Regions from separate parts of the Homo sapiens genome. Here all the other regions are linked to region 2. A link is a contact called in ENCODE Hi-C data. All regions are on one chromosome and are shown on one strand. The core of a region is the stretch at or near the end of the contact, and the rest is flanking DNA. Distances in the headings are between cores, read along the strand shown. Region 1 holds the start of ABCA3 (ATP binding cassette subfamily A member 3). Region 2 holds the start of HAGH (hydroxyacylglutathione hydrolase). Region 3 holds the start of ATP6V0C (ATPase H+ transporting V0 subunit c).

Region 1 (2,700 bases), core at 184-2,683, 510 kb after region 2:
CTCTCCTGTTCCAAAAGCCTGTCTGGTCAGAATGGTGGTAAGTCACTTTAGGAAGGGAGAGACGTCGTCCTGTTTTTCAGGTAGAGTTAGCAAAGGTTCAATTTAAAAGAAAAATTATCTAAGAAGTTAAAAATGAAAGTGTGGGGGAGATTCCCATGACATCCATTTTTATCTATTTTTCCCTTTCTCTTACATTTCTCATGAGGCAAACTTTCTAAAACAGTCTTAGTCTTTTCAAGTTTACAAAAGGCAGCGCCCAGACTATCTGAATAAAATGACGGGATGCCCAGGAGAAGAGTGAACCTCTCCCACGTGCTCCCTGCCTGGGCTCCATGCTGTCGCGGGGTCTCGGCTACTCACTCAGCGGGCATTTCTGGAGTTCCAGGAACACAAACCCCAACAAGATCCAATCGACGCCTTCCCGGAGTGCACAGTCCAGGACGTAACCCGGAGAACAAGCGGCAATTACCCCCTGAGGACATGGCTTCATCTGTGCGACAGACACCAAGCGCCTTCCCCACGCCCCTGACCATAAGGCCGTCCCGGCCCTTCTGAAGCGTGGAGCCGGCTTGGAACAGAGCCAAGACACACGGACGCGATGCACACAGGCGTCCTGACCGAGGGCGCCGAGAACGCGGCCTCCGGCGACTGCCACAAGCCCCTCCGCCTGGACTAGCGGCTCCCCTTTCCCGTTCCCACACAGTGGAGGGCGCAGCAAACGCCCGCCGCGGACCGTGGGCCTTGGATTCGGATTTGGAGGCTCCTCGGAACCAGAGGGTGGGAGCAGGCGGAATCCAACCCGGGCGGCTTTGCCACCGCGCGCCCGGCATCCCTGCGGCCGGAAAGCGGCGCCATCTCCGCAAGTGCGCGGCGGACGCCTGCATCCCTCGGGGCCGGGGCTGTCGGTCGCTACATATCCACCTTCTGGGCGCACACAGAGGGCCCGGGCCGTGCCGAGTCTCCGCAGGGTCGAGCTTCCCCGCGCGGCGCGGGCTCAGGCACTGCCCGCAGTGCGGGACACGCCCAAGGCTCGGATGGGAGCCGACGCTGAGGGAGCGGCACCTGCAGGGAGCGCCCGGAGCCGAGGCCGCGGCAGGAGGGGCGGGCGCGGGCGCGGCCGGAGGGGATGCGGGGTCGCGGGAGGGGCCCGCAGGCCAGGCCGGAGCTGGGGGGGGCCCGAGGCCCGAGCTGGCCGGCGAGGGTGGGAAGGGCGGACCCGGGTGGGGACCGCAAGCCCCGGGAACGAGCGCGCGAGCGGCGGGTCCCGGCGGCACTCACCGAGCCTGGGCGCCGGGGCGGCGGCGGCCGGCGCGCGGCCCTCTCGCGGGGTCCCCTCCCTCGGCCACCCGGGCTCCGCTCCAGCCTCGCAGTGGCGGCGGCACTGACAGCTGCGTGGCCGCCCTGGAGGGGAGGGTGCGCCTGCAACCCGCTACTGGCGGACGCAGCGGCCGCTCCGGCTCCTGCAGGGGGCGCCGCGGATGGCGCGTGCGCAGTCGGCCGCCCCTGCAGGTGCCCGGTCCACCCCCGGCCGCCTCGGCCGCTCCGGCCAGCCCAACCCCGCGCCTGCGCGGTGCCCCCTGCATGTCGCCCATGCCCGGCAGAGGGCGCTCTGACTTGCGCGTGCGCAGTCAGCCACCCTGCGAGTACGCGGTTCGCACCCGGCCGCGCGGCAGCCCGTGCTTGCGCACTGCTCTGTGCCCGCGCCTATGTCCAGCAGGGGGCGCGCAGCGGCGGTAGCCGAGCGAGGGCGCGGTGGCCTCTGACAGGAATGACTCTGCGCACGTGCGTTTCGCAGCAGTGGAAGTCTTCACACCCGGAAACTCGACTTTGGCCGTTTCTCCATTTCTCCTCACGCACTGTCTTTCCTTGGGCCCTCGTCACTCCTGGCACCGGGGGAAGGGCTTCCCCGCCTCTGGCCGGGCGCTGGGGCGCGACCGAAGGCGAGGCGGCGGCGAGGAACCTTCTGGAATTCGGCCGTCGGGGCAGGCGTCGAGTTTACAGGAGAAGGCGCGGTGTCCCGGGATGAGCGGAGTCGCCCTCACTTAAGGAGCGAGGGAGGCCTCGGGGGTCCCCAGCCGGGTAGGAGTCACCTCAGGCAGGAGGGCCCGGCCTTGTCGGGGTCACCTGGCGGGAGGGTCCCGGGGTGGGGCGGGGCCGCCTGTGAGGAGGGTCCAGAGAGGGTCGGGGTCACCTGAGGGGAGGGTGGGGGGGTTCGGGGATGGTTGGGGTCACCCGACGGGATGGTCCGGGGAGGGTCGGGTTCACCTGAGGGGAGGGTCGGGGAGGGTCCGGAGAGGGTCGGGGTCACCTGAGGAGGTGGTCCGGAGAGGGTCGGGGTCACCTCACGGAGCGAGCGGAACGGGGTCACCTGGAGGGAGTGTCCAGGGCGGGGGCCCTGCAGGGAGTCGCCTGCAGGGAGGGTCCCGGGCGTGTCACATTAGGCGGTCCCAGGGACGGGTCGCGGTCTAACGGGACGGGAGTGGGGAGGTGGGTCGGGGTGTCCCTGGGCCGGACCGGGTCGTGGGACTGGGTCGCCCCAGGCAGGAGAGCCTGGGAGGGGCGGGCCCCCTTGGCGTGGCAGGGAGAGGTGGAGTGAGGGACTCCCGGGCTCCAGCATGAGGGCGGGCGCCGCGCGGGGCCGACAGTTGCCGCGGGCCGGGGCCAATGGGTCCCCGAGCGCCGCCAGCGGCCGGACCACAG
Region 2 (2,887 bases), core at 193-2,692:
ATTTCTGAGGAAAGACGCAGCTGGTGCCAACACCAGCAGAAACCGTATTCCCTTTCCATATCACTCAGCCCAGCACTGCCTGGCAAATGTTCCCGGCTTGCTGTTTTGTAACTGTAATACTTTGTACAAACAGGTCAAGGACCTGCAGCCTGGGGCCTGGACCAAGTCCAGAAACATGTTCGGTTTGGCCCCAAAAACAAAAAAAAATTGAGATATGGTCTCACTCTGTCCCCTAGGCTACAGTGCAGTGGTGCGATCAAGGGTCACTGCAGCCTCGACCTCCTGGACTCAAGCGATCCTCCCACCTCAGCCTCCAAAGTGACTGAGACTACAGTTGTGTGCCACCACGCCCGGCTGATTTTGTTTAGTTTTTGTAGCGATGAGGTCTCAACATGTTGCCAGGCTGGTCTGGAACTCCTGGACTCAAGCGATCCTCCCGCCTCGGCCTCCCAAAGTGCTGGGATGACAGGCGTGCGTCACTGCACTTCTTTTTTAAATCAGGAAGTTTCACAGCATCTTGCTTCCCTTGAACTGGGCGGCACCAAATACGGGGGCTGGGGCCTCCCTTAGAATGGGGTACGCACGCCCTGCCGATGCACACAGTCCCGCTGGAACTCTCTGCCTGGACCCTTATGAATGTCCCTAAAACTGTAATTCTGAGGACCTCAAAATCCATGTCCTTTCCTTAGCAATGGCGACATTCTACCCCCTGCAGAGCCTTGACAGCTTTCGGCGAGATCTGGAAACCGCCAGGGACGCCTCCCTGTCTGCGCCTCCGCCCGCCCAGTGCCCTGCGCTGCGCACCCGCCCGGGGCGCTGGCCTGGCCCGGCCGCGCGACCACCTCGGGCGAATGACACGCCGGGTCCCCAGACGGGGGCTCCGGCGCCGGGCGGGCAGCTCCACCACCGCAGGCGGCGCCGCGAGACCGCGGTCCTTGCAGCGGGGCAGCAGGTGCGGGGTGGGCCAGGCGTCCCGGGGCCCTGCCCGCTGCGCCTCAGAGCCGCGCCCCAGGCTCTCCTCGGCGCCGGCCCGGGCAGGACGCGATGCCCTGGAGGCGTCAGGGGCGCGGCCGGCCCAGCCCGAGCGTGGAGGCCGCGGCGGACGCAGGCCTGGCCCTGCTTACCTAGCGCTTTCCGCACCCGCGGCCCCGCGCCCGCTCCGCGCCAGCCTCAGCGCCTGCGCCGCCTCCGCTCGAGCCCGGCAGCGCGGCCTTAGGCACCTGCGCAACAGACACCGCGTCAGCGGTCGCCAAACGACGGCCCGGCGCCGCCCGCTGCCCGCCCCGCCAGGCCCGCGTCCCCCGGCCCGCACCGCCCCGCCGCACCCACCGAGGCCTCGGCGGGCGCAGGCGGCTCCCAGCGCGGCGAGGCTGCGGCGGCCGAGCAGCCCTCGGCCCACCACCATGACCCGGGCCGGGCTGGACTGCCGAGCTGCCCAGGACTGCAAAACACCGGCGTCGGCGCGTCGCAGCCAATCAGCGCCCGCCTCGCGCTGCCCTCAGCCAATCAGCGTCCACCTCGCACCGTCCGCCAACCAATCAACGCGCTCGCGCTCAACTTGTTTTGTCCGCGAGCCCCGACTGCCACGGGCCGGGAGACGGGCCTGGGAGCGGCGGCGGCGGCCCGAGAGCTGCGCCGGGAGAGCTGTGCCGCGAGCCTCCGCCTCTTTTTTGGCACCGCACAGTGGATCCCTGGAGGCCGAGCGCCACGCCGCCCGGGTACCCGGCAGATCGCGAGGTGGAACGGGCCGTCGCTGCGGGGGACAGCGTTCCGAGGCAGTTGGTCCTCTCCGGGATGCCGTAGGCATCAGCTGACCGGCCCAGCCCACGTGACTACAGGGGCACTTGATGGGAATCATGGCAGCATCCAGGCCATTGTCCCGCTTCTGGGAGTGGGGAAAGAACATCGTCTGCGTGGGGAGGAACTACGCGGACCACGTCAGGGAGATGCGCAGCGCGGTGTTGAGCGAGCCCGTGCTGTTCCTGAAGCCGTCCACGGCCTACGCGCCCGAGGGCTCGCCCATCCTCATGCCCGCGTACACTCGCAACCTGCACCACGAGCTGGAGCTGGGCGTGGTGATGGGCAAGCGCTGCCGCGCAGTCCCCGAGGCTGCGGCCATGGACTACGTGGGCGGCTATGCCCTGTGCCTGGATATGACCGCCCGGGACGTGCAGGACGAGTGCAAGAAGAAGGGGCTGCCCTGGACTCTGGCGAAGAGCTTCACGGCGTCCTGCCCGGTCAGCGCGTTCGTGCCCAAGGAGAAGATCCCTGACCCTCACAAGCTGAAGCTCTGGCTCAAGGTCAACGGCGAACTCAGACAGGAGGGTGAGACATCCTCCATGATTTTTTCCATCCCCTACATCATCAGCTATGTTTCTAAGATCATAACCTTGGAAGAAGGAGATATTATCTTGACTGGGACGCCAAAGGGAGTTGGACCGGTTAAAGAAAACGATGAGATCGAGGCTGGCATACACGGGCTGGTCAGTATGACATTTAAAGTGGAAAAGCCAGAATATTGAGTTATTTCTTAACAAGTTTCGAGAGAGAAGGGAGCAAGACAAGAGCAAGCAACGGCTATTAAATGTCACAATCCTTTAATTAGAAACCATTTATTGGCCGGACGCGGTGGCTCACGCCTGTAATCGCAGCACTTTGGGAGGCCGAGGCGGGCGGCTCACGACGTCAGGAGATCCAGACCATCTTGGCTAACAGGGTGAAACCCCGTCTCTACTAAAAATACAAAAAATTAGCCGGGCGTGGTGGCGGGCGCCTGTAGTCCCAGCTACTCTGGAGGCTGAGGCAGGAGAATCAATTGAACCCGGGAGGCGGAGCTTACAGTGAGCTGAGATTGCGCCACTGTACTCCTGGGCAACAGCGAGACTCC
Region 3 (2,700 bases), core at 7-2,506, 690 kb after region 2:
GGGCTGCAAGTTCCAAGAGTGGCAGACCCAGGCTAGCCTGGGGAAGGGGCTTGAGGGAGGCTCCTGCTGGGGAAGGTGGGGCTGAGTCCAGCAGGAGGGCCAGACCAGGGGCCATGACCCCATTGCCTACATAGAGAAGGTGATGAGCCAGCATCCAGGCTACTCAGGGAGAGCTCTAACCCAGGATGAGGCCTTAGAGCTCAAAGGACACTCAGGCCTGGTGGCAGCTGCCCAGGGCCCCTGAAAGGGGGAATGGAGATCAGGCAGAGGGGGTGCCAGGGACTGCCACACAGGATCAGTAGGGCAGCGCCAGCCCTGGCTGGGCTGCTTTCACGGCTGCGGGAACCGCTCCAACTGCTCCAGAAAGACAGAAAGATGGCCCTGAAGGTGCAGGCTTTGCGTGAGTGGGTGGCTGCAAGGACAGGTGGGAGGACCAGGACGCCAGAACGTGCAGAGCCCGGGGGGCCTCCAGAGGTCGCAGTTCCGACAGGGCTTCCACCAGTCATGCCTACATCTTGAGGGGCAGAGACACACCCCACTAATGTTTGGGTCCCTGATGCAAAGGCAGAGACAGGTGCGGGGAGGGGGTCCTTTTTCTCCGAAGCGAGAGGTGAAGTCACCAACTGCTGGGTCAGAGGCAGTAGGTCTGGGTCTGGAGGAGACTGGGGACAGGGTGGAGGGAGGTGACCGCAGCCACGGGCTGGGACTTCACAGGTGTGGGCTGGGGGCTTTTCCGGACGCTGTGGCAGAGGAGGCCCGCGCGCCGCACATCTGCTGGGACCCTTAGCTCGCCCAGGATTGGTAGGGAGATCCTGGAAGACCAGCGCCCGGAGGGGTGAGGCCCCGTCTTGGGGGCAAGGCCGCGAAACCACGGCCTGCAGCTTCACGCCAGGGGTACAAAGAAAAGCGTCGCCGGGAACCCAACACCTGCAGACGACGCGCAGCCGCAGAGGAGGCGGGGCGTCCGAGGCCCCGCCCCGTATGCTAATGAAGCACACACCACACCGCCCCGCCCCGGCGCGAGACCGGTCCAACGCTGCGGAGATCCAGAGGCCGGCGGCGCCCGGAAACACCCGCGGAGGCCGAGGCAGGGCGGGGCCGGGCGCCGGGGCCGGGTCGCTGGGCGGGCGGCACAGCCCGGGGGAGGTCAACGGGCCGGCCGGGCGTCCCGGGGACGCGTCTCCCCCACGGTGCGAAGTGGTACGGCTCGCAGGGGCGGGGCCCAGGTCATGTGACGCGGCCGCGGCCGCCATTTTGTTCTGCGGTGCTGGTATTTAGAGCGCAGCGGCTGACGGGCCGGATCGCCTTCGCCGCCGCCCGCCCGCAAACCTTCGTGCCCGGCCCGTCCTCGCCCCCGCCTCCGCCACCGCCTCGGCCCGCAGAGCTTGCCCCCTCCCCACCCGCAGACATGTCCGAGTCCAAGAGCGGCCCCGAGTATGCTTCGTTTTTCGCCGTCATGGGCGCCTCGGCCGCCATGGTCTTCAGCGGTGAGCGCGGCGGCGGGAGGGACTCGGGGGCGGGGGCGCGCGCGTTGCTCATGCCCGCAGCTCGCCGGGGTCCGGTGTGTGACGTCACTCTGACGTAATCCCGAGCTGTCGGGGGCGCCCGGGCCTCGTGTGACAGCGGGCGGGGGTCGGCGCCCCGAGGGCTGCGGGGAGCCGCCGGGGGTCCGGGGCGCAGGGCGTGCGGGCCTGGCCGGGGTGTGAGTCTCGGGGGTCCGGGCCGGCGGCCCTGCCAGCCGGGTCGTGCGGTTGCGGGGGTGGGGCGGCGGCGCCGCTGCCATATTAGCCCCGGGAGCGGCGAGAGGGAGGCTGGGGTGGGGGCGCGAGGGGGGCGGCGCGAGGGGGGCCGATTCTGCGGGCAGGTGACATCACACCTCGAAGGCCCCAGTGCGCGGGCGGCGGCGCGGGTCCGGCCCAGGAACGCCCAGCCGGTCGCTGGAGCTTTCCGGCTGGTGGGGAGCCCATGTCCCCCACGGGAGGTCCTCAGCCCTCGCCCTTATGGCGGCCGGCCCCGAGGGTCAGGTGGGTCTCACCCACAGGCAGGTACTTCCGGTTGGAGCTGGTTACAGTTGCCCAATACCCGTGTCGCTGTGTGGGCTGTTTGGGAAAGCTGGGCTGAGGGCTTGGTTCGGAGAGCCCGCGGAGACCCGGGTGGGAGTGTGTGGAAGTGGAGGGAGCGGGGAGACAGCAGCATCGGCGCTGGCGGGGCTGTGTAGCTTGCAGAGGGTCTGTGCTCTGAGGTGGGTGAGAGGGTGGCATGGGTGTCCGAGTTTATGGGATCCAGTCGTTGCCCTCAGGACTGAGGCTTCCAGTTGTGGTCCTAATGAATGGAGGGGTGAATGAATGACCTTCCTTTCCCTCCCTGAGGCCTGAAGTTGGGAGGGGCTTCCCTGGGCTTGGAGAAGGGGCCTTCTAGGGTTCTTGGTGGCACCCTGCTTTTGAAATTGGGCCTTGACAGGTCCTGGGCGTCCAATTTAGTGACAATTGGTCTCCCTGGGAGAATGGCACTTGGGCTAGGGCTAGGCCCAGGAATGTGGGTCCGACGAGTTAAGTTCTGGCCCAGTCTCAGCCTCCGTGGACTGGCCTGGCCTGGTCTGATTTCCGCCTCCGTGGTTAGGTCTGGTTTTAGCTTTGATGACCGTGCCCTGCCCCACCCTGCCTGGTGGCCTGGGGAGGCTCCTAGTGCAGATATGTGGAG

The links. Hi-C counts contacts between places; a loop is a spot of excess contacts on that map. Pooled maps may share reads with other maps.
Region 1: a pooled map shows a loop between it and region 2 (10-fold over the local background). The contact joins the promoter of ABCA3 here to the promoter of HAGH in region 2. A Hi-C loop is called at or near these places in 8 of 50 pooled maps.
Region 3: a loop to region 2 is called in a pooled map, with 11 times the contacts of the local background. The contact joins the promoter of ATP6V0C here to the promoter of HAGH in region 2. A Hi-C loop is called at or near these places in 5 of 50 pooled maps.

The regions. Positions count from the first base shown.
Region 1 is chr16:2,339,295-2,341,994 of GRCh38, forward strand. ABCA3 (ATP binding cassette subfamily A member 3) reads right to left here and starts at 1,434. Exons shown (of 33, transcript NM_001089.3): 1 at 1,279-1,434. It also overlaps the pseudogene ABCA17P. RefSeq lists silencers at 1,055-1,114, 1,285-1,744.
Region 2 is chr16:1,825,383-1,828,269 of GRCh38, forward strand. HAGH (hydroxyacylglutathione hydrolase) reads right to left here and starts at 1,443. Exons shown (of 9, transcript NM_005326.6): 1 at 1,330-1,443. The coding sequence starts at 1,405. FAHD1 (fumarylacetoacetate hydrolase domain containing 1) reads left to right here and starts at 1,824. Exons shown (of 1, transcript NM_031208.4): 1 at 1,824-2,887. The coding sequence starts at 1,857. The coding sequence ends at 2,522. RefSeq lists a silencer at 794-1,763 and an enhancer at 1,854-2,043.
Region 3 is chr16:2,512,696-2,515,395 of GRCh38, forward strand. ATP6V0C (ATPase H+ transporting V0 subunit c) reads left to right here and starts at 1,257. Exons shown (of 3, transcript NM_001694.4): 1 at 1,257-1,487. The coding sequence starts at 1,409. RefSeq lists an enhancer at 1-67 and silencers at 973-1,452, 1,873-2,012.